Linked DNA regions of Homo sapiens: region 1 is linked to region 2. Evidence: chromatin contacts called from ENCODE Hi-C or POLR2A ChIA-PET data. All regions are on one chromosome and are shown on one strand. Each heading gives the region's core, a stretch centred on a gene start or an enhancer-like site at or near the end of the contact. The rest is flanking DNA. Distances are from core to core; before and after follow the strand shown. Region 1 overlaps PTPRJ (protein tyrosine phosphatase receptor type J). Region 2 has its middle 30 kb from the start of PTPRJ.

What was found. Hi-C counts contacts between places; a loop is a spot of excess contacts on that map. ChIA-PET counts read pairs that join two places held with the same protein, here RNA polymerase II (POLR2A). Pooled maps may share reads with other maps.
Region 1: a loop to region 2 is called in a map of right lobe of liver, with 5 times the contacts of the local background. The contact joins two enhancer-like sites. A Hi-C loop is called at or near these places in 28 of 168 maps with a recorded cell type or tissue (B cell, CD4-positive, alpha-beta T cell, CD4-positive, alpha-beta memory T cell and 23 more), 1 of 37 single-sample maps with no recorded cell type and 15 of 50 pooled maps. POLR2A ChIA-PET finds 5 or more read pairs at or near these places in 14 of 52 experiments (A673, CD4-positive, alpha-beta T cell, CD4-positive, alpha-beta memory T cell and 11 more).

The regions. Positions count from the first base shown.
Region 1 is chr11:48,105,653-48,110,566 of GRCh38, forward strand. It overlaps PTPRJ (protein tyrosine phosphatase receptor type J), which reads left to right. Exons shown (of 25, transcript NM_002843.4): 2 at 4,406-4,424. Among named protein-coding and RNA genes, the nearest start is that of MIR3161, 11 kb to the left of the region's middle. Within about 2 kb of position 1,724, at least 10 of the 41 ENCODE cell types and tissues checked have a DNase peak (open chromatin) inside an H3K27ac peak, as active enhancers do; they include B cell, CD4-positive, alpha-beta T cell, CD8-positive, alpha-beta T cell and 1 more, where a contact is called at or near this core.
Region 2 is chr11:47,948,494-47,953,390 of GRCh38, forward strand. No RefSeq gene overlaps it. Among named protein-coding and RNA genes, the nearest start is that of PTPRJ, 30 kb to the right of the region's middle. Within about 2 kb of position 2,083, at least 7 of the 41 ENCODE cell types and tissues checked have a DNase peak (open chromatin) inside an H3K27ac peak, as active enhancers do; they include B cell, CD4-positive, alpha-beta T cell, CD8-positive, alpha-beta T cell and 1 more, where a contact is called at or near this core.

The DNA.
Region 1 (4,914 bases), core at 474-2,973, 160 kb after region 2:
AACTAACCTTTTAACCACCCTAGTCCACACCTGTCAGGCTGACGGGCTTTCAGTGGTGATGTGTTGGGAGCTCTGTGCCGCAGATCTCTGTGTGCTCCTGAGACTCTGCCCGCCTGTCTCTACCCTGCTGTGCCCACTAGGAGGAGGCTGACCTTTATGTTCTACACCAGTGGGTGCCCTTGGTCTCCAGCTTCCAGTGGGCCAGTCTGGCGAGAGACCCTAGCTGGAGATGAGGGGAGGTAGCCTTGGCCTCTCTCCTTGCCCTTCCTCGCTGCTGCTACCCCAGGATTCTTGCCCATCCCTTACTGGTTTTCCTTAACCCCACCCTCACCCTTGAAAACAGACTCTTTAAAACTCTCCTCACTCACCCTCATTGAGTGTGTCATCTGCTCCAGCTAGGATATTGGCTAATACCGCATGTTTCAGAAAGAAAAATTCGCAGTTCTATTTATTTTTTTACTGTGGATTGAAGGGAGAGGCAACCAGGTATATGGATGAAGGAGTAGGGCCTGGCTGTCACCACTGGTGTTCACAAAAGGCTCCCGTTTAAGTCCTCTTATATTCCAAATGAGGGGTTATAGGTCGAGTCAGGGCGTTGCTCTAACAGAAGCAAAACCAAAAATACACGGCCGTAGATACAACCCTGTTCTGGTACTTCCTAATTTTGTGTGTACATGTGTGCACCTGGAGCTTCAAGAAATGAAAATGGAAATGGCCTGAGTGTTTCTCAGCCCTAGGATGAGGCTGTTTCTGTGATTTAGGGCTGGAGGTTATGAAGACTTGGTTTACAATATGCACAGTACAGAAGCGGGGAAGTCAAGGTGTGCTGGGCAAGGAAACATCTTTATGTGACCCACAAAGAGTGAAGCAGAGGGAAGAACCAGAAGTTATTCTGGTTTGCAGACTGGGAGACAGGTTTAATGACACAGTCATGTCAGAGAGAGGGGAAGAGGAGAATACGTAGGGGGTCTGTTTTGATGTGTATGTACATGTAGGATTTTCATGTAGAGGAGTTGGGGAAAATTTTAGAAGTTTTAGGTGTAAATGCAGCTGGTAAGATCCTTATGACTTAGTTTCTTTTTTTTCTTCTTTTCTTTTCTTTCTTTCTTTCTTTTTTTTTTTTTTTTTTTTTTTAAGACAGAGTCTCACTCTGTTGCCCAGGCTGGAGTGCAGTGGCGCGATCTCAGCTCACTGCAACCTCCGTCTCCCCAGTTCAAGCAATTCTCCTGCCTCAGCCTCCCAGAGTGCTGGGATTACAGGTGCATGCAACCACACCTGGCTAATTTTTGTATTTTTAGTAGAGTTGGGGTTTCACCATGTTGGCCAGGCTGGTCTGGAACTCCTGACCTCAGGTGATCCACCTGCCTTGGCCTCACAAAGTGCTGGGATTACAAGTGTGAGCCACTGCTCCCGGCCTTAGTTTTTGAGTGGGAAGAATCTAGTGTTCAGAGTGGACCACTGATGTCATAGCTGCAGGTTTGGCTGAATTGGGATGGTGCAGAAAGCCGTGTTAACCATTTCTTTTTCTCTGAGGCCTGGAGGAGGATCCTTGTGACTGGAACCACAGTTGGGACTGGCAGTGGTTTTTCCTGCTGGCAAGGAAAAAAAAAAAGAGAAAAGAAAGAGTTCGACTTATCAGCACAAAGAAAGGAGGATGTGAAACTAGAACCATCTCTAGGGCAGTTCTAGCAATGAACAAGGCTGGAAGGCTCACCGGCGAGGGGTTTCCCCTCAGGAAAGGGGACAGAGAAGCTTCCACCTCCTGGGTAGCATTGGGTGTTCCTGGGCACATCTGGGTGACTAACGGGTTTTCTGCCACACAACTGGGGTATATAGGGAAGTCTTTGGCCAGAACTGTGGGCCGTACTGCATTCTTCCCGTGTCTGTCACTGCTGAGTCGTGAGCTTGATCTCTTTTCTTAGTGTTTGCTCCTTTTGTCCAGCTATGGGGGCCAGCAGAAGCTTTGGGTCATCTGTACCAGTGACTTTGCTGTGAAGATGTAAGGGAGAGTGGTTGAGGTCAAGATCTGGGTTCTGGTTCTTGTGCCTCCTCTCTGGCTGTGTGTCCTTCAACAAGCTGCTTACTGTCTCTGGGCCTCCGTGCCCTCTGCAACTGGGTTGTTGGTCTATTTAAATACTTGGAGAAAAAAGCTGGGCATGGTGGCTCATGCCTGTAATCCCAGCACTTTGGGAAGCCAAGGTGGGAGGATTGCTTGAGCCCAGGAGCTTCTGACCAATCTGGGCAACAAAGTGAGATGCTGTCCCCATACAGAAATAAAAAAATTAGCTGGGCATGGTGGTGCATGCCTGTAGTCCCAGCTACTTGGGAGGCTTAGGTGAGAGGATCGCTTGAGCATGTGGGATCAAGGATGCAGTGAGCTGTGATTGCACCACTGCACTCCAGCCTGTGACAGAGTGAGACCTTGTCTCTTAAGAAAAAAGTTATTCAAAAAATACTTTGGAAAACAATGCTGGGGAGAGTATGAGCTTCAGATTGCACATTGGTTTCTATCAGGAGGATCTGAGCCTCGGTGGTGTTACCTGTAAAATGGGGATAAAAATACCTCACAGGGTTGCAGTGAAGATGTAAGGATGATGATGATGACAACAGCAGCTCAAATAGATCATTTAACTTAATTCTCGCCAAAGCAAGGCAGGTACAAAGATCATCCTGTTGGCAGATACAGACAGGGAGGGACAGAGAGGTTAATTAAGCAAGCTACCTGCCCGCAGTTACATGGCCAGAAGCAGTGGCACTGAACGACTTCCTTCAGGCGGTCTGAGTCCAGGTCTCAGCTCTTAGCCATCACTCCATGGTTCTGTGCTGAGACAAGGGATGTAGAAAGCCCAGCACAGTGTCTGTTACATAGTAGGTGCTTAGTAAGTTAGAGTTCCTTTTTATCCTCAGAATGCGTTTGCAAGTATAGCCTCCCACAGTGCTTTTACTTTAATCTTTCCCCTTACTGGGCAAAAAAATGTTTGCTGCCCTGTGCGACTTGCCTAGCTATTGACTTCTCTTTTTTCTGCCTCTCTCCTATGATCCATCCTAGACTGTGGATTGAGGCTCAGCCTAGATTAAAGGGCAGGGGCTGGAGGAGGAAGATGAGCTGAAAAAGGGTAGGCCTGAGGCGCGAAGGAGTTGATGGTAGGGTGGAAGGTGGGAATGGGAAGTTTGAGAATTGGAGGACCTGGGGGCAAGACTTTCCCCCTCTGGGCTCGTTCTTTCCTTCCTGTGCCGTTTATTGAGTGCCTACTGGGTCCACCATTCTAGGCATGGGGCACAGACAAGATCTCTGTTCTCATGGAGCACACAGTGTGGTTGGAGGAGTCAGTGATGGACAGAGAGTGAGGGGTGTTGGTTTCCATGGCTGCTCGGAGAAGGACTTGCTGAGGAGGTGGCGTTTTGGGCAGGCCATGAAAAGGTCTGGGCAGAGTGTGTTTGTGGGAGGGAATAAATATGTAAAGGCTCTAGGGGAGAATCAGTTTCGAGAATGTGAGGGGGCAGTGAGACCAGAGGGGCTAGTGGGCTGTGGCTGAGTTTGAATTTTATTCTAAGTGTCATGGAAAGTAGGAGGACGGTTTTTTCCACCAGGGTCCTTTTTGATTATTTTATTCTTCGTGACGATCCTACTTAAAAAAAAAAATCTTATTCACCAAAAAGGTGTGTTTGTGAAACAATAGAGTGTACAACCTTGAATCACTTTAGATTTTTAAAGTATAGGGAAACAATTATGGATCACAATGAATATCCTTGAGGGCTGCTCCCCTCCCCAGCTGACACTGTCAGCTAAACCTTTAAGGCCTCTTGTGTGTCAAGCATTAATTCTTCCCAAAGCTGCTTGACATGTGATTAAAAATTTTTACTGCCACCTACTGATGGAAAGAAGAAGATGAATTTTTGTACAATGAAAATCCCAAACACAGTGGATTTCTGGTTTCCACTGTGCTGTCAGGACTGGGAAATGGGTCTGGGGAAGGGGTGTGCTGGGCTTGGTATCCCCCCCACCCAACCCCCTTTTTTTGGCCCTGACAATCTGGTCTCTGCTTCTGTGTCCTTCTGCTTCAGCTCATCGCACAGTGGGTGGAGGGAGGTGCTGACCTGGGGAGTTGCTCCGGGGAGAGGGCTGGAGGTGGGGGGATGTGTCTGGGGAGAAACACTGGGCACTGGGAGTCAGCAGCCGCCAGCCCCCACATAACCCAGTTAATCCTTTGTAATTGACCCCGAGGTTGCAATGATTCCCTGTGTTTAATGTCCCAAGACGGCCTAACCCTGACCAGCAGACCTTTGCTTAATGTGCTTCTTACCACCCCACCCCCATTATTAAATCCTCAACTGCTTTATTTCTGATTTGCATTTTCCATGGCTGAATGAATCTGCTGACTTCCGTTTTCTTTTTCTGTTTCAGATCCTGTGCGCAGGTGGCAGTGAGTACCCTTTTCCTCTCTATTCTTGTGTTGTTCGCTACTGCCCCCTAATGGACACACAGCAACATTAACAGCAATGTGAAATGCTAATTTATTAAAACCTGCTCGGTTTCCAATTTTTCTTTTTCTTTTTCTTTTCTTTTTTTTTGAGTTGGAGCCTCGCTCTGTAGCCCAGGCTGGAGTGCAGTGGTGCCATCTCGGCTCACTGCAACCTCCGCCTCCCGGGTTCAAGTGATTCTCCTGCCTCAGCCTAGCAAGTAGCTGGGATTACAGGCACGTGCCACCATGTCCGGCTAATTTTTTGTATTTTTAGTAGAGACGGGGCTTCCCCATGTTGGTCTTGAACTCCTGACCTCAGGTGATCCGCCCGCCTTGGCCTCCCAAAGCGCTGGGATTACAGGCGCGAGCCACCACGCCCGGCCCCAATTTTTCTTTAGAAGTAGGAGTGAGGGTGGAAACAACAAATGAAAGAAAAAATTTTAATTAATTG
Region 2 (4,897 bases), core at 833-3,332:
TTTCTTTTTTTTGAGACGGAGTTTTGCTCTTGTTGCCCAGGCTGGAATGCGATGGCACGATCTTGGTTCACTGCAACCTCCACCTCCCGGGTTCAAGCAATTCTCCTACCTCAGCCTCTGGAGTAGATGAGGTTACAGGCGCTCACCACCACACCTGGTTAATTTTTGGTATTTTAAGTAGAGAACGGGGTTTCACCATGTTGGTCAGGCTGGTCTCCAACTCCTGACCTCAGGTGATCTGCCCGCCTTGGCCTCCCAAAGTGCTGGGATTACAGATGTGAGCCACCGAGCCTGGCCAGAGCTGCATCTTTGTTCATTTGGTTTAGCGCCACCTTGGAGAACAAAGAGTGAGGATTGAACAAAAACAGTAGAAAAAACTCAGGCTCTTTGTGTGATGAGGAGCCTGTCACTTGCTCACCCAGAATTTTCTGTATTTGTTGTGCTCCTGCTCTGGAATATCCTCTAGATAAGAAATGTATGTTCCCGGAAATGTTCCAACAGGTGTTTTCCACAGCTGGACCATCCTCTCCTTTCGAGCCATGCCCACCTACCCTGATTCAACTCACTTTTCCTGACTTTCACTCCTTGTTCCCCAACTCTAATGTGCACATTAGTTGTTTCTGGCTAGCTAGCATTTCCACTTCTGTAAAACTTCTCCTCATCCTTGTTACAAGATCTGGTGGCCAGGTGCCATGGCTTACTCCTGTAATCCTAGCACTTTGGGAGGCCAAGGGGGACGGATCACTTGAGCTCAGGAGTTTGAGACCAGCCTGGTCAGCATGGTGAAACCCCATCTCTACTAAAAATACAAAAAATTAGCCGGGCATGATGGTGCGCGCCTGTAATCCCAGCTACTTGGGAGGCTGAGGCAGAAGAATCACTTGAACTTGGGATGATTCAACCTGCGGATGTTGCAGTGAGCTGAGATCGGGCCAGTGCACTCCTGTCTGGGCGACAAAGCGAGACTCAGTCTCAAAAAAACAAAAACAAAAACAAGATCTGGTGAGGTTGCCTCACAATATTTTCTTGTGGTAGACACCATTAGTGACCTACCCAATGCAGTCTCCCTCCTTCCTGGCTCAGGAAATACCAGTTTTGCTGGGCACAGTGGCTCATGCCTATAATCCTAGCACTCTGGGAGGCCAAGGCAGGAGGATTGCTTGAGTTCAGGAGTTTGAGACCAGCTGGGTAATGTAGTGATACACCATCTCTACAAAAAATACAAAAATTAGCTGGGTGTGGTGGTGCGCGCCTGTAGTCCCAGCTCCTTGGGAAGCTGAGGTAGGAGGATTGCTTGAGCCTGGGCGGATGAGGCTGCAGTAAGCTGAGATTGTGCCACTACACTCCAGCCTGGGTGACAGAGCAAGACCCATCTCAAAAAAAAAAAGAAAGAAAGAAAGAAAGAAAGAAAAAGAGGCTGGACGTGGTGGCTCATGCCTGTAATCCCAGAACTGTGGGAGGCCAAGGCAGGTGGATTGCCTGAGGTCAGGAGTTTGAGACCAGCCTGGCCAACATAGTGAAACCCCGTCTCTACTAAAAATACAAAAAATTAACTGGGTGTGGTGGTGGGTGCCTGTAAACCCAGCTACTCAGGAGGCTCAGACAGGAGAATCGCTTGAACCCACAAGGTAGAGGTTACAGTGAGCCGAGATCACACCATTGCACTTCAGCCTGGGCAACAAAAGCGAAACTCTGTCTTAAAAAAAAAAAAAAAAAAAAAAAAAAAAGCCGGGCGCGGTGACTCACGCCTGTAATCCCAACACTTTAGGAGGCCAAGGCGGGCAGATCGCAAGGTCAGGAGTTCAAGACCTGCCTGGCCAATATGGTGAAACCCTGTCTTTAATAAAAATACAAAAAAATTAGCCGTGTGTGGTGGCATGCACCTGTAGTGCCAGCTACTTGGGAGGCTGAGGCAGGAGAATTGCTTGAACCCGGGAGGTGGAGGTTGCAGTCAGCCGAGATGGTGCCACTGCACTCCACCCTAGGCGACAGAGAAAGACTCTGACTCAAAAAAAAAAAAAAAAAGGAAAAAGAAAAAGAAACACCAGTTTCAGTTTCGTGGCCAGCCCTGGGTGGTAGATTCTTACATGCCTAAGCCAATAATGACGCTCTGTTTCCCACTTCCCCAGCCCCCCTTGCAGCTTTACCAATAAGACCTAAGGGGAGGTCTACTCTGGGGCTTCTGAGAAAGCTTTTGATTTTTTGACAAGAGGAAACATTTCCTACTTCCTCCCTTGGGACCACCCTGCCTCTCTGCCCCAAACTTAAACATAAGGGCTAGAACTCTGTGCAACTGGAAGGGTATGATCTGAGGGTTGTCAGCAGCAGTCATTTGCTAAAAGCCTGCTTGCTGAGGGGCTGCTACGGGCAAACACAGAGAGAAAAACAACAGGCCAGAGGGGGAGAAAAGTTGAGGCCTTATTTGAATGTCTAGATCCATCCATATCTAAAACCAGCATCATCCCTGAAATTCCAAGTGATGTGAGCAATGCAATGCCTTCCTTTTTCCCTCAGGATTATTTGAGATGGATTTCCATTATTTGCAACCAAAGGAGTCTGACCTATACTCCCTAGGCTCAGGTTTCCTGTCTTTTTTTTTTTGAAATGGAGTCTCACGCTGTCACCCAGGATGGAGTGCAATGGCATGATCTTGGCTCACTACAACCTCTGCCTCCTGGGTTCAAGGGATTCTCCTGCCTCAGCCTCCTGAGTAGCTGGGATTACAGGCATGCACCACCATGCCCAGCTAATTTTTGTATATTTAGTAGAGATGGGGTTTCACCATGTTGGCCAGGCTGGTCTTGAACTTCTGACCTCAAGTGATCTGCCCACCTTGGTCTCCCAAAGTGTTGGGATTACAGATGTGAGCCACCGCACCCGGCCAGGTTTCCTGTCTTTACAGTGAATGTCTAGTAGGGCTTCAGCCTTCCTCTGCCTGTGACACCTGGTGACTTTGACCGAGTGTTACAATGTGTGAGGGCTGCAGGTGCGCGTCCATCCCCCTGCCTATTCTCATCCTCAGCAGTTCCGCCCCCGAAGATAACTCTACTCTAGCCTCTTGGTCAAAAAGTGTCTCAAGGGAATGAGGATTGAAGAAACCTAGGATGTCACCACATACCAAGGCCACTTCAACTCCACAATGTCCTCAGAATGCCATTGCAACACTCTTGTTTGAGAAACACTGGGGTTAAGACATGGGAGTCAAAGAAAAGCAAGCAGGCTGGGTGCGGCGGCTCACGCATGTAATCCCAGCACTTTGGGAGGCCGAGGTCGATGGATCACCTGAGGTCGGGAGTTCGAGACCAGCCTGACCAACATGGAGAAACCCTGTCTCTACTCAAAATACAAAATTAGCTGGGCGTGGTGGTGGGCGCCTGTAATCCTAGCTACTCGGGAGGCTGAGGCAGGAGAATCGCTTGAACCTGGGAGACGGAGGTTGCAATGAGCCGAGATCGGGCCACTGCACTCCAGCCTGGGCAGCAAGAGTGAAACTCCGTCTCAAAAACAAAAAACAAAAAGCAAAAAAACAAAGAAAAGCAAGCAGAGTAGGCAGGGGCAGAGCGGCGTGGAGTTCATCTGATCTGTGAAGTACATTAGAGATTTCTCACTTGTTTCTTCATTCATGCAACACATTTTTGTTGCGCATGTTTTTTTTTTCTTTTTTTTTTGAGATGGAGTTTTGCTCTTGTTGCCCAGGCTGGAGTGCAGTGGTGTGATCTCAGTTCACTGCAACCTCTGCCTCCTGGGTTCAAGTGATTCTCCTGCCTCAGCCTCCCGAGTAGCTGAGATTACAGGCATGTGCCACCACTCCTGGCTAATTTTGTATTTTGAGTAGAGACAGGGTTTCTCCATGTTGGTCAGGCTGGTCTTGAACTCCTAATGTCATGTGATCTGCCCGCCTCAGCCTCCCAAAGTGCTGGGATTACAGGTGAGAGCCACCACACCCAGCCTTGAGCACCTACTTTGTGCCTGACTCTAAAATGTCCCTGCCTTCTCAACGTAGGTTGGGAAATGTGAAATACCTTATATGAAGGGTAGAAAAGAAAGAAACTGGTGAGTTTCTCTCTTCCCTTGGGCTTCTCAAAGAGAAAATGGCCTCAAAACAATTGAAAACTAGATTTGCAATGAGAGAGCCTTACTGTTGATTAAGACTCGGGATGTTAAAATGAGGTGTCACATTGGGATTTAGGATCTCCTTTCTAAATGGAAATCTTTAGGAATGAAGACCTAAACCATTGACTCCTTTTAAAATTAATTAATTAATTATTTTTTCATAGAGATGGCAGGGGGGTGGGGGGTGGGGGGTGGCGGTCTCACCAAGTTGCCCAGACTGGTCTCGAACTCCTGGGTTCAAGAGATCCTCTCATCTTGGCCTCCCAAAGTGCTGGGATTGCAGGCATGAGCCACTGCACCCAGCTCCATTGACTCATTTTTAATGGAAAGCTTCATGAGTAATGCATAAAGAAAGGGCTTCTGGGTGAACAGACTTAGGTTCAAATCCTGATTCCTTTCTTGAAATATGTGATTTTTGACAAATTCCTAAACCTCTCTGGGTCTGTTTCCTTTGGGTTGTGATGAGCATTGTATGAAGATGATAAGACCACCTAACATTTATCTTCTGGTTCTGAGCTAAGTTCTATATGTGTATCAACTCATTAATCCTCATTTAATCACAACAAATGGGGAAACCGAGGCATAGAAAGATTAAAATACCTTGCTGAGCAGTTGCAGAGCCTGACTTTGAATGTTGGTCTCTGGAGTCTTTGCTTGTAGCCAGATCATTTACTGACACTCCCACTGATAAAGCGGGGGGATGCCTCACTCATGTGATACTGTTCATCTATCTCTACTGAGAGATGATGGTGAAGTGGTAAAATGCACGGATTTTGGAGCTGGA